2 separate regions of the Homo sapiens genome follow, and region 2 is linked to region 1. Evidence: read pairs that join two places in POLR2A ChIA-PET (ENCODE). Cell type or tissue: K562. All regions are shown on one strand. Links, peaks and the distances in the headings refer to the core of each region. The heading gives the core; the rest is flanking DNA. Region 1 holds the start of LOC105372655 (a long non-coding RNA gene). Region 2 overlaps SNAI1 (snail family transcriptional repressor 1).

What was found. Peaks named below come from ENCODE experiments on the same cell type or tissue, not always from the same donor. Only the 100,000 strongest peaks of a DNase experiment are listed, where the experiment ranks them.
Region 2: POLR2A ChIA-PET joins it to region 1 with 5 read pairs; 22 of 35 experiments call an interaction of 5 or more read pairs at or near these places.

Annotation. Positions count from the first base shown.
Region 1 is chr20:50,056,503-50,061,871 of GRCh38, reverse strand. It overlaps LOC105372655 (a long non-coding RNA gene), which reads left to right and starts at 4,308. Exons shown (of 4, transcript XR_936832.2): 1 at 4,308-4,804. RefSeq lists an enhancer at 4,894-4,983. In K562, for the core only: no CTCF peak of the experiment used is centred there; no DNase peak of the experiment used is centred there.
Region 2 is chr20:49,987,107-49,992,475 of GRCh38, reverse strand. SNAI1 (snail family transcriptional repressor 1) reads right to left here. Exons shown (of 3, transcript NM_005985.4): 3 at 3,590-4,604. The coding sequence ends at 4,420. Among named protein-coding and RNA genes, the nearest start is that of SNAI1, 6.8 kb to the right of the region's middle. RefSeq lists an enhancer at 2,062-2,814. In K562, for the core only: no CTCF peak of the experiment used is centred there; DNase peaks (open chromatin) are centred at 2,815 and 4,903.

The DNA of each region.
Region 1 (5,369 bases), core at 121-5,120:
TTCCCACACTGCAACCATTGGGTCCTCACCGTCTCCAGCCCCAGATAAGGGGGGGGTTTTCAATTGAGTTTTCCCATTTGTCTTCTCTAAAACTTAGAATTTTTTCCCCAAAAGTCTATGTTGGCATTTGGATCATTGCTAAAATGGCAGGTACCTCAGGTAGCCAGCCATTAACCTCCTGCCTGGGCCCCAGACATCCTGCCAGGGGCCCCAGTTTCTCTGAAGAGGGGCCAAAACAGCCAGGAATTTCACGCCCCTCCTGCCCTGGGCCAACTTCAAAACAGCTCCATGTCATAAGCCCTGCTTTGATTCCAGTCATTTTATGAGCATGAAATTCAAGTCTTACTCCCTCCGAGGTTGTCAAGCTCCTTGGGGGATAGGGTGGCCTTGTGGGGCCACTGGACAGGCCACAGGGAAGGTGTCAGGGCTTTCAAAAGATCTGAGGTTGGGAAAGCCAGAGTCTCCCTTTAAGACTCAGGGCTGTGCCTGGAGAGGGGACCCAGGGCCCACTTCTCCTAGGAAGCACCTACTATGTGCTGGGTGTTCTGCCAGCCCATGTTGGCCTCCACTCTCCACAACAGCTTCTACAAAGCCAGATGACTTTTCCCCAATTACAGATGGGGAAAATGGGGCTTAGTGAGGAACAGTCACTCCAGTCACTGGGCAGAGTCAGGATCTAGGCTCTTTCCCCTGCATCCTGCTGCCTCCCGACTTCCAGAGTCACAGCAAGAGGGACGAAGGGCAGACAGGTGGAGAACTTCCCTCCCAACTGCCTGAGCTCTGGGCTGTAGCCGAAGGTGATGAGACTCACTTGGGTGGACCTTCTGAGGTGCATTCAGAACTCGGGGATAAACATTGGCTCTAACTTATCTGCAAGGCACCAGAAGGGGAGAGACCCCCGAAATCTCGGCTGTGGGTGTCCACGTTGGGTGTGGACATGGGCTTCTGGGATTAGGGGTTCCACAGAACCTGATTTCCTGGTTACCTCCTTGAGGCCGGGCCCTCAACAGCTCTTCACAGCCCCCACCTCACTGGCTGGACAGCATCCAGCCCCCAACACAGCCTGAACAACAGCCCTGAAATGCCCCGAAACGAGTCTTCCAGGGCCGCCACAAACGTGGTGGCTTAGAAAAAGAGAAGTATCAGCCCGGGCAACATGGCGAGACCCCATCTCTACAAAAAATACAAAAATCAGCTGGGCGTGGTGGTGCATGTCTGGAGTCCCAGCTACTAGGAAGACCCAACCAGCTCCCGGCTGGGACCCTGCCATAGCTCCCTATGGCCCTTAGGCAGACATCTGGCCACACCCCGCGGGCCCTGCACAACTCAAAGGAGCTCTCCATTCATTCCTTCTCTCATTCATTCATTCATTCACACATTTATTCACACAGCAAAATCCGAACGAGTCTTCCAGGGCTGCCATAAACGTGGTGGCTTAGAAAAAGAGAAGTATTAGCCTGGGCAACATGGCGAGACCCCCATCTCTACAAAAAATACAAAAATCAGCTGGGCGTGGTGGTTCGTGTCTGGAGCCCCAGCTACTAGGAAGGCTGAGGTGGGAGGATCACTTGAGCCTGGAGAGGTCGAGGCTGCAGTGAGCTGAGATTGCACCAATGCACTCCAGCCTGGGCGACAAAGCAAGACCATGTCTCAAAAAAAAAAAAAAAAAAAAAAAGGCCGGGCGCGGTGGCTCACGCCTGTAATCCCAGCACTTTGGGAAGCCAAGGCGGGCGGATCACGAGGTCAGGAGATCGAGACCATCCTGGCTAACATGGTGAAACCCCGTCTCTACTAAAAATACGAAAAAAATTAGCTGGGCGTGGTGGCGGGCGCCTGTAGTCCCAGCTACTCAGGAGGCTGAGGCAGGAGAATGGCGTGAATGGCGTGAACCCGGGAGGAGGCGCCTCCAGCCTGGGCGACTCTGTCTCAAAAAAAAAAAAAAAAAAAGGAGAGAGAGAGACAGAGAAATATGTCCTCCCACAGTTCTGGAGGCCAGAAGTCTGAAGTCAGGGCATCAGCAGGGTGCGCCCCTCTGAAGGCTCCGGGCAATTACCCGCCTTCACCTTATTCCAGCTCCTGGTGTTCCCCAGGGTTCCTCGGCACCCCTGGGCTTGTGGCCGCATCTCTCCAGTTCCTGCCTCTGTCTTCACACGGCCTTCTCCTCTGTGCCTCTCTGTGTATCCTCCTCCTCTTCTTCTTCTTCTTCTTTTTTTTTTTTTTTTTTTTTTGAGACAGAGTCTTGCTCTGTCACCCAGGCTGGAGTGCAGTGGCGTGATCATGACTCACTGCAGCCTCCGCCTCCCAGGTTCAAGTGATTCGCTTGCCTCAGCCTCCCGAGTACCTGGAATTACAGGTGTGCAACACCACGCCCAGGTAATTTTTGTATTTTCAGTAGAGATGGGCTTTCACCATGTTGGCCAGGCTAGTCTCGAACTCCTGGCCTCAAGTGATCCACCAGCCTCAGCCTCCCAAAGTGCTGGGACTACAGGTGTGAGCCACCATGCCTGGCCTTCCCACTCCTCTTCTTACAAGGCCACCAGGCATTGGACTTCGGGCCCACCGCAACTCCAGTGTGATCTTATCTGGAGATCCCTATCTAATTAATCAGCCAATGCCCCTACTTCCAAATATGGTCACATTCTGAGGTTCCTGGTAGACATGAACTTCAGGGGAACAGAAGGTCATCCACCATAAGCACCTACTGTGTGCTCCAGGCCCAGGGGACAGTATGGTGGATGAGGCAGACAGGACGGGCTCTGCCCTCATAGAGCTCCAGTTCAGAGGTGGGGTGGGAGGGAGGAAGACAGAAACATAATTACAGAAGTGATGCTTTCGTTACAACTGCAATAAGCTCTGCCAAGAAGCATCGGACAGAGCCCTCACCTTCGGCTGGGCTGGGATGGGTGAGACCATCAGCACCCAGTCACCCAGCCTGCCTTGCCAGGCCTGGGCAGCGGCCTCCCAAAGGCCTATTTCCCTCCACCCAACTTCCCTCTCATGCTTCCTGGGGTCGTTGCCTGGAACTCACTTCCTCCTGGAAGCCTCTCCTGGCCCTACAGTCTATGTCAGGTGCTTCCTCTGGCGCTCCCAAGGCCCCCGAACTTCCTCCTATCACTGGTAGGTGGTAGGGTTGTCTTTTTTTCTAACTTGGGAATTTTTTATTTTTTTAAAGACAGGGTCTCGCTCTGTGGCTTAAGCTGGAATGGTGCAATCACAGCTCACTACAGCCTCGACCTCCCAGGCTCAAGCAACTCTCCCACTTGAGCCTCCCGAGTAACTGGGACTTCAGACAGGCGCCACCATACCCAGCTAATGTTTTGATTTTTTTTGTAGAGATGGTGTCTCTCTATGTTGCCCAGGCTGGTCTCAAACTCCCAGGCTCAAGCAATCCTCCCATCTTGGCCTCCCAAAGCGCTAGAATTACAGGGATGAGCCACCGCTCCCGGCTTAACTTGGGAATTCTTTATGTTTATTTACTTACGAAAAGACTGCTTTCAGTTAAAAAAAAAAAAAAAAAAAACTTTGATAGAAAAGTGCACTCTCGGCCGGGCGTGGCGGCTCACATCTGTAATCCCAGCACTTTGGGGGGCCGAGGCGGGTGGATCACCTGAGGTCAGGAGTTCGAGACTGGCCTGGTCAACATGGAGAAACCCTGTCTCTACTAAAAACATAAAAATTAGCCAAGCATGTTGGCAGGCGCCTGTAATCCCAGCTACTTTGGAGGCTGAGGCAGGAGAATCACTTGAACCCAGGAGGCAGAGGTTGCAGTGAGCCGAGATTGTGCCACTGCACTCCAGCCTGGGCGACAAAGTGAGACTCCATCTCAACAACAACAACAACAAAAGATTAAAAAAAAAAAAAGAAAGTGCACTGTCTTCCTCCCCTCCCTAAATATATGGTCCAGAAATTCCCTCTCTTGGCAGGCAGATGCACTCAGCATAGTCACTGGTACACAGTAGGTGCACCATAAATGTTTGAATCCATGAGTAGCCAGTGCTGGGCTCTAGGGACAGGAAGACAATGAAGTCACCACCCCTGGTCCCCAGGAATTCACTGCGGTACAATCTCTATGCTGCCCAGTCCAGAGTGGGGTACACAGTTGGTGCTCCCTAAATGCTGCTGGTGGTTGGGAAGTTGCCCTTGGGGTCCCTGCCATCTTTGCTGCCATTGGCGCAGTCAGGGCTGGACCCTGGGTGGAGTGGACCCAGGGGCTGGCGGGGTGCCCTCTGGGACAGCTGGGGCCAGGCTGCCAGAGTCTGGGAATCCCGGCTTCCTTGCCTCAGGCACCTGCTGTTTTCTCTGGGTCTTGACTCTGGTGGTCGGCTTTTCGCATCCAGGTCTTCCGTCACCAACCACTGCTCAGACTTCAGGACCTTGGTGGAGGACAGGGCGTTCCCGGGCCATCCATTAGCATTTATCACGTTCCTCCCATGTGCCCGGGGCTGTGTCACGTGCCAGCATGGGGAGCGGGAAGAAAATGCCAGGCCTCACTGTGCGGGGCAAGTCAAGGGAAAAATCCTGGATTCAGCCGCACAAGCGGAGGGGCAGGAGGAAGACCTATCATAGCCTCCTCTTATGAAACCTTTTGTGCTGGGCCACTCCTGTACCCACGTGATCTCACCTGATCCTTACAACAGCCTTTCGAGTCTGGCACCCTTGGATTCCCAGTTACAGATGAGGACACAGGGGTCCAGAGAGGCTGAGACTTGCCTGGGGCCACACAGCAAGTCAGGCATGGGGATAGCAAGGACACCAGGCAGCTTGCCCTGCGGCCCAAACCCTCGTCTTTGTCCAGCCACTAGAGGTAGGTATGTGGGGAGGAGGGAGGAGGCCTTCTTTTCTAACTTTGCAATTCTCTGTATTTTCTAAAGTTTGTTCAATGGACATGTTTCACTTTTGCAATCAGAAAGAAACGAAACCGAGAAAGCATGTTGTTTTAGTAGAGATTCCTTATGAAGCTGTTTTCTCTCACCCTTCTGAACAGCCAACTGTCCCTGTGCCTCAGTTTCCCTTTCAGCCGCAGTGCTGGTGGGACAACACAGGGACACACACTTTGGGGAAAGCAAATTAGCAATGGCTCTCAGAAGAGGAAAAGTGTCTACCCTGCACAGCTCTACCTCTAAGAATTGACCATCAGAGTCTAGACAGCACCTGCCTGAGTCCTCGAAGACTCGGACACCGGGTGCCCGTAGTCAGTGTGGTCTGTAGTAGTGAACCTCAGGCAGCAACCTACATCATCATCAACAGGGGCCTGGAAAACTGGACGTGGTGCATTCCCATGGTGGAATACCACACAGCTGCAAACAAGGACAGTTGCAGAGAGGGCCGGAGTATACTGCTAAGTGAAAAAAGCCAGGTGCAGAGCAGCA
Region 2 (5,369 bases), core at 82-5,081, 69 kb after region 1:
AGTTCGAGACCAGCCTGGCCAATATGGTGAAACCCCGTCTCTACTAAAAATACAAAAATTAGCCGAGCATGGTGGCACATGCCTGTAATTCCAGCCACTGGGGAGGCTGAGGCACAAGAATCGCTTCAACCCAGGAGGCAGATGTCGCAGTGAGCCGAGATCACGCCATTGCATCCCAGCCTGGGTGACACAGCGAGACTCCATCTGAAAAAAAAAAAAAATTCAAATGGTTCAGAACTAAATAATGTGTGTGTATGTCTAGGAAGAGAGGGAAGATGTATCCATGATAAAACGTTAACGTATTGAAGAATCTGAATGTACGATTCCAGTTTACTGTTTCTTGCAATTTCTGTCAGGCTGCAATTATTTCAAAGTAAAACGTCTTAAAAATCTTTAAAAAATGGCTCCCTTCTTCCCTCCCTCCAGTCCTTGTCCACCCCAATCCCACCTCCTGCAACCCACCAGGGAACCACTTTTGTTAGTATATTGTCCTAACCTCCAGAGTCTCCGTATGCAAATACAAACAAGAATGAATCACGTGTTGATGATTTTCATCCCTCTTCTGCCCACAGAAGGGAGCACATCTGCCGGTGATTTCTTTTTCACTTAGTGCTTTGGGGTTTGCTCAGGATCAGAATATAGAGGCTTTCCCCATTCTTTTCTCAGCTTCATAGTATCTACCCCCACTAGATCCAACATCCCCTTGGTGGTGTGCTCCACCAAGCCCGGACTTTTTTTTTTTTTTTTTTTTTTTTTTTTTTGAGACAGAGTGTCACTCTGTAGCCCAGGCTGGAGTGCAGTGGCACGACCTCGGCTTACTGCAACCTCTGCCTCCCAAGTTCAAGGGATTCTCGTGCTCAGCCTCTCAAGTAGCTGGGATTACAGGCATATGACACCACACCCAGCTAATTTTTGTATTTTTAGTAGAGACGGGGTTTCACCATGTTGGCCAGGCTGGTCTCGAACTCCTGGCCTCAAGTGATCTGCCCCACCTTGGCCTCCCAAAGTGCTGGGATTACAGGCGTGAGCCACCTCGCCCGGCCAATTTTTAAATTTTTTTGTAGAGACAATGTCTCGATGTGTTGTCCAGGCTGGCCTTGGACTCCTGGGCTCCAGCAACCCTCACACTTCAGCCTCTAAATAGCTAGGACTACACAGATGTGAACCACCATGCCCAGTTCCCCAGATAATAATACTAAATAACTGTCACCCACTAGGGCTCAGGTGTGCTGGGCCATGGGCTGGGTGGCCACAACTGCCACAAGTTTCTTAAATACAGGCTTCATCTCCAAGGCCACCAACACCCTGAGCCAGGCCACCATCCTCCCTCCTTTCCTTCCCTCCCTCCCCTCTGGCCCTTTTTTGTTTGTTTGTTTGTTTGAGACAAGGTCTCGTTCTGTGACCCAGGCTGGAGTGCAGTGGCGAGATCTCAGCTCCCGACCTCAAGCGATTCTCCTGCCTCAGCTTCCCAAGTAGCTGGGACTACAGGCATATGCCCCACCATGCCCGGGTAATTTTTTATTTTAGTAGAGACGGGGTTTTGCCATGTTAGCCAGGCTGGTGTCGAACTCCTAGCCTCAGGTGATCTGCCTGTCTAAGCCTCCCAAATTGCTGGGATTACAGGCATGAGCCAGGGTGCCTGGCCCCCTCTGGCTTTCTCATGGTCTCCCTGCCTTTGTCTTTCTCCTCCTGGACCCCTGAGATCCATTCTCCCAAGCAGCCAGGGAGATCTTTGTAGGAAAGGTAACAGCAGGCCTCAGCACTCTCCTGCTTTACAGCCCCAGTGGCTGCCCTAGGGGCTTAGACAAAATTCCCACCTGCTTAGCACCACAAGCTCTGCAGAGCTGGGCCCACTCTCCTCTCCCACCCTGTCTTCCCAGTCCCTCCGCCATCCTGGTCTTTCTCATGGGGGCAGCACATTCCAGCAGGCTTGCTATTCCCTCCCCCAGATCCTTCCCTGCCGGCATCTTTCTCCTCCTTCAGGTCCGGGCTGGAATTCAGCTCTTCCAGGGCTCTCACTGCCTTGGCCTGGGGAGCCCCACCCCGTTGTTCTCTAGTGCCTGGCACCCTTTCATTCTGTCCTGGCACCATCACTGTAGAAAAGCGGCTTGTTTATTTAATCACTTGTTTGCTTTCTCTCTCCCCGACCAGAACATACGTCCCATGAACGCAGGGATGGCCTGTCTTGTTCACGGGTGTAACCCCAGGGCCTGGCACATATGGTACCCTCGAAACCCCTGAATGAATGAATGCCTCTGTACAGTCTCCGAGAGGAAGGCACTACTGTCACCCTGTTTTATAGACACAGAAACTGGGGCCCCCAGAGGGAGAGAGCCTTGCTCCAGGTGCCCTGAGAGTCAGCGGCATGAGCCCAGCCTACCGAACTCCCAGGATGACCTGAGGGGCCGGGCTTGGTGACCTCAGGCAAGCCCACCTCTGTGCCTCATTTTCCGGAGGCCCGACCCCCAGGGATTATGTGAAGTCATGAAATCATTCATTCAGCACCTACTGTGGGTGGATGGAGACGACCTAGAGGGACCCGCAGGGACCCAGGACACAGTAGGCCTTCAGCTCATGGATGCCCAACCCCCATCCCCCCAACTCCCTAACTTCCCTTCAGGGAGGCAGGCCACAATTTGGCGATTGTTAGAGAACGTTTTTTTTTTTCCTTTTGGGAGGAAAGCTGCAAGTCATTAAGGGCTGCTCCCGGCCTGCGGGTCACCATTTCCTGTTTAGAAGAAAGAATCATCTCTCCTTTGGAACATGAAGCTCCCCCCACCCCCAGCCTGACTCTGGGGCTCCGAAGCTCTGGGACGCCTCAGCTCCTCACAGGAAACTGGCACCTCCAGCACCTTTTGTGTTCAAAAAGGACACTCATTTTCTCCTGGCCCCAAGAGGCCCCCAGTGGTGAGGTCACCACCATCGGCTGGCGGGGAATGAATTACCCTAGCCCAAGACGCATGCTGACCGTCCCGCCGTCCTCGGAGCAGGAAGCTGAGTGACCCCTACCCTTTGGCCTGGCTTCTCACCCTACTGGCTCCAGCCAGCCAATTTCCTCGCATCAAAGGCCATTTGGTACCCAGCAGCAAGACGGAGGTGTGGGACTGACAAGGAGGCCCAAGGGGGCCTGGAGCCCTTGGAAACAGGAAGGACATCCTCTGTCTCCTTGGTCGCATTCCACTCGCATCTGGGGGAAGCGGACAATCCCACCCCAAAAGACCTGCAGTGCTGGGGCAGAGCTTTGCAGCCTGTCTAGTTGATAAGACCCAGGAAGCCAGCTTTGCACTCCGTGGGCCAGATCAACTTCAAAATTCAAGAACGAGAAAGTAAAAAGCCACAGTGTATAGTGAAGAGCTCGTATGGATGCCGCTGGCTCACCCAAACAGCAGCAGACAGGACACCCAGGCCAACGGGAAAACCCAGTCTCATAAGGTCCCTGACAGTGACACCCAGGACTCCAAAGCCCTATGATGTTTCCAAGGACAAGATTTAAGGCTGTGTCAGAAATATCTAAGCTTCAGGAATTCCTGTCCCCTCCTCCCTTACCAAAGACCTTTCAAAATACCCACTCCTCTATGACACCAAAGACTTTTTAATATATAAATTAACTGCTTTATTGAATATCAATAAACTGTACATATAACTATACAAAACGTTTCCTTGATACAAAATGTTTGAAATATAAATACCAGTGTACCTTTAAAAATGTAAACATCTTCCTCCCAGGCCCACCTGTCGGGCCCCCAGAATAGTTCTGGGAGACACATCGGTCAGACCAGAGCACCCCACTTGGGCCCCCGACAAGTGACAGCCATTACTCACAGTCCCTTTTCAGACATTGTTAAATTGCCCGGGAAACAGGTGCCACCCCACCAAACAGGAGGCTGAAATAGCTGCCTGGGCTCGGGGCATCTCAGACTCTAGTCTGCCACCGCCTCCGCAGGCCCTGGGGCTGCACCTGGGGGTGGATTATTGCATAGTTAGTCACACCTCGTGGAGGGTGGCCTGAGGGTTCCTTGTGGGGGGGTGTGTGTGAGGGGAGTGGGGTCCCCTGAGTGGGGTGGGAGCTTCCCAGTGAGTCTGTCAGCCTTTGTCCTGTAGCTCAAAGCAGCTGTATCCAAACAGCTCTGGATACAAAAACCCACGCAGACAGGCCAGCTCAGGAATCCCCCAGGGCTGGGGGCCAGCTGCCCTCCCTCCACAGAAATGGCCATGGGAAGGCCTCTTCCAGAGCCCAGGCAGAGGACACAGAACCAGAAAATGGTCTTCATCAAAGTCCTGTGGGGCTGATGTGGCCAGAAGTGGGGCACTCAGGAGGGAATTCCATGGCAGTGAGAAGGATGTGGGGTCCTTCCTGCTGGAGCTGGGGAAGGCTGTCAGGCAGGGGCAGGTATGGAGAGGAAGAGGGAGCCTCGAGGGTCAGCGGGGACATCCTGAGCAGCCGGACTCTTGGTGCTTGTGGAGCAGGGACATTCGGGAGAAGGTCCGAGCACACGCCTGGCACTGGTACTTCTTGACATCTGAGTGGGTCTGGAGGTGGGCCCGCAGGTTGGAGCGGTCAGCGAAGGCACGGCTGCAGTGGGGACAGGAGAAGGGCTTCTCGCCTGGGGAGAGAACGCCAGAAAGGCCGAGTGAGCCGTGGGACAACGGCTGGCAGTGATGGGAATCCCTCCCCGCATACCCCAAACCCTGAAAGAATCCCATGATCCCAGGAAAGCCAGGCCTCCGTCAAACACACAGCCAGGGTCCAAAGGCCGGGACCTGACGGAGCTCTGCTGCTTCCCACTGTGCAACTCTGAGCAAGTTGTCTGGCTTCTCTGAGCCTCCATTTTCCCACCTGTAAAATGGGGCTATTCACCCCCCACTCATAGGGGTTGATAAGTGACAGAAGGTAGGGTACTCATCCACATCCCGCAGGGACGTGCGAAGTGGTCAACAATGACTCAACACCTTTACTGATTCATCCTACTGTCACTTGATCCTACTGTGGTCTCATTTCAGAGACAGTGAAACTGAGGCCCAGAAGTAGCATGTTCAGGTTCCCCTGGCAGGACCCCAAAGCCTCTGATTTCACCTACTGCCCTTACTGCCTTCAGTCAAGGGAGGACGTGACTGGTGTCCTTACCATCAGTCCTGGAGTCATTCCTTGATTTACTCTGTTGGGGGCCAAAGCCAGAGTCAGCCTTAAGAGGCTTCCCCACCCCCACCTCCAAGCTGGTTAGGCCACTCCTGGGGCCCGGCCAGCAGCCTGCTTTCCTCACCACCCCACCTCCTGCGCTGTAATCCCAAATCTCCTTGTCTGTTCTCCAATCAGGCTGAGTCCCATAAGGGCAAGGGCCTCCTTTGAGTCCCTTCTGAGCCCCAGCCCA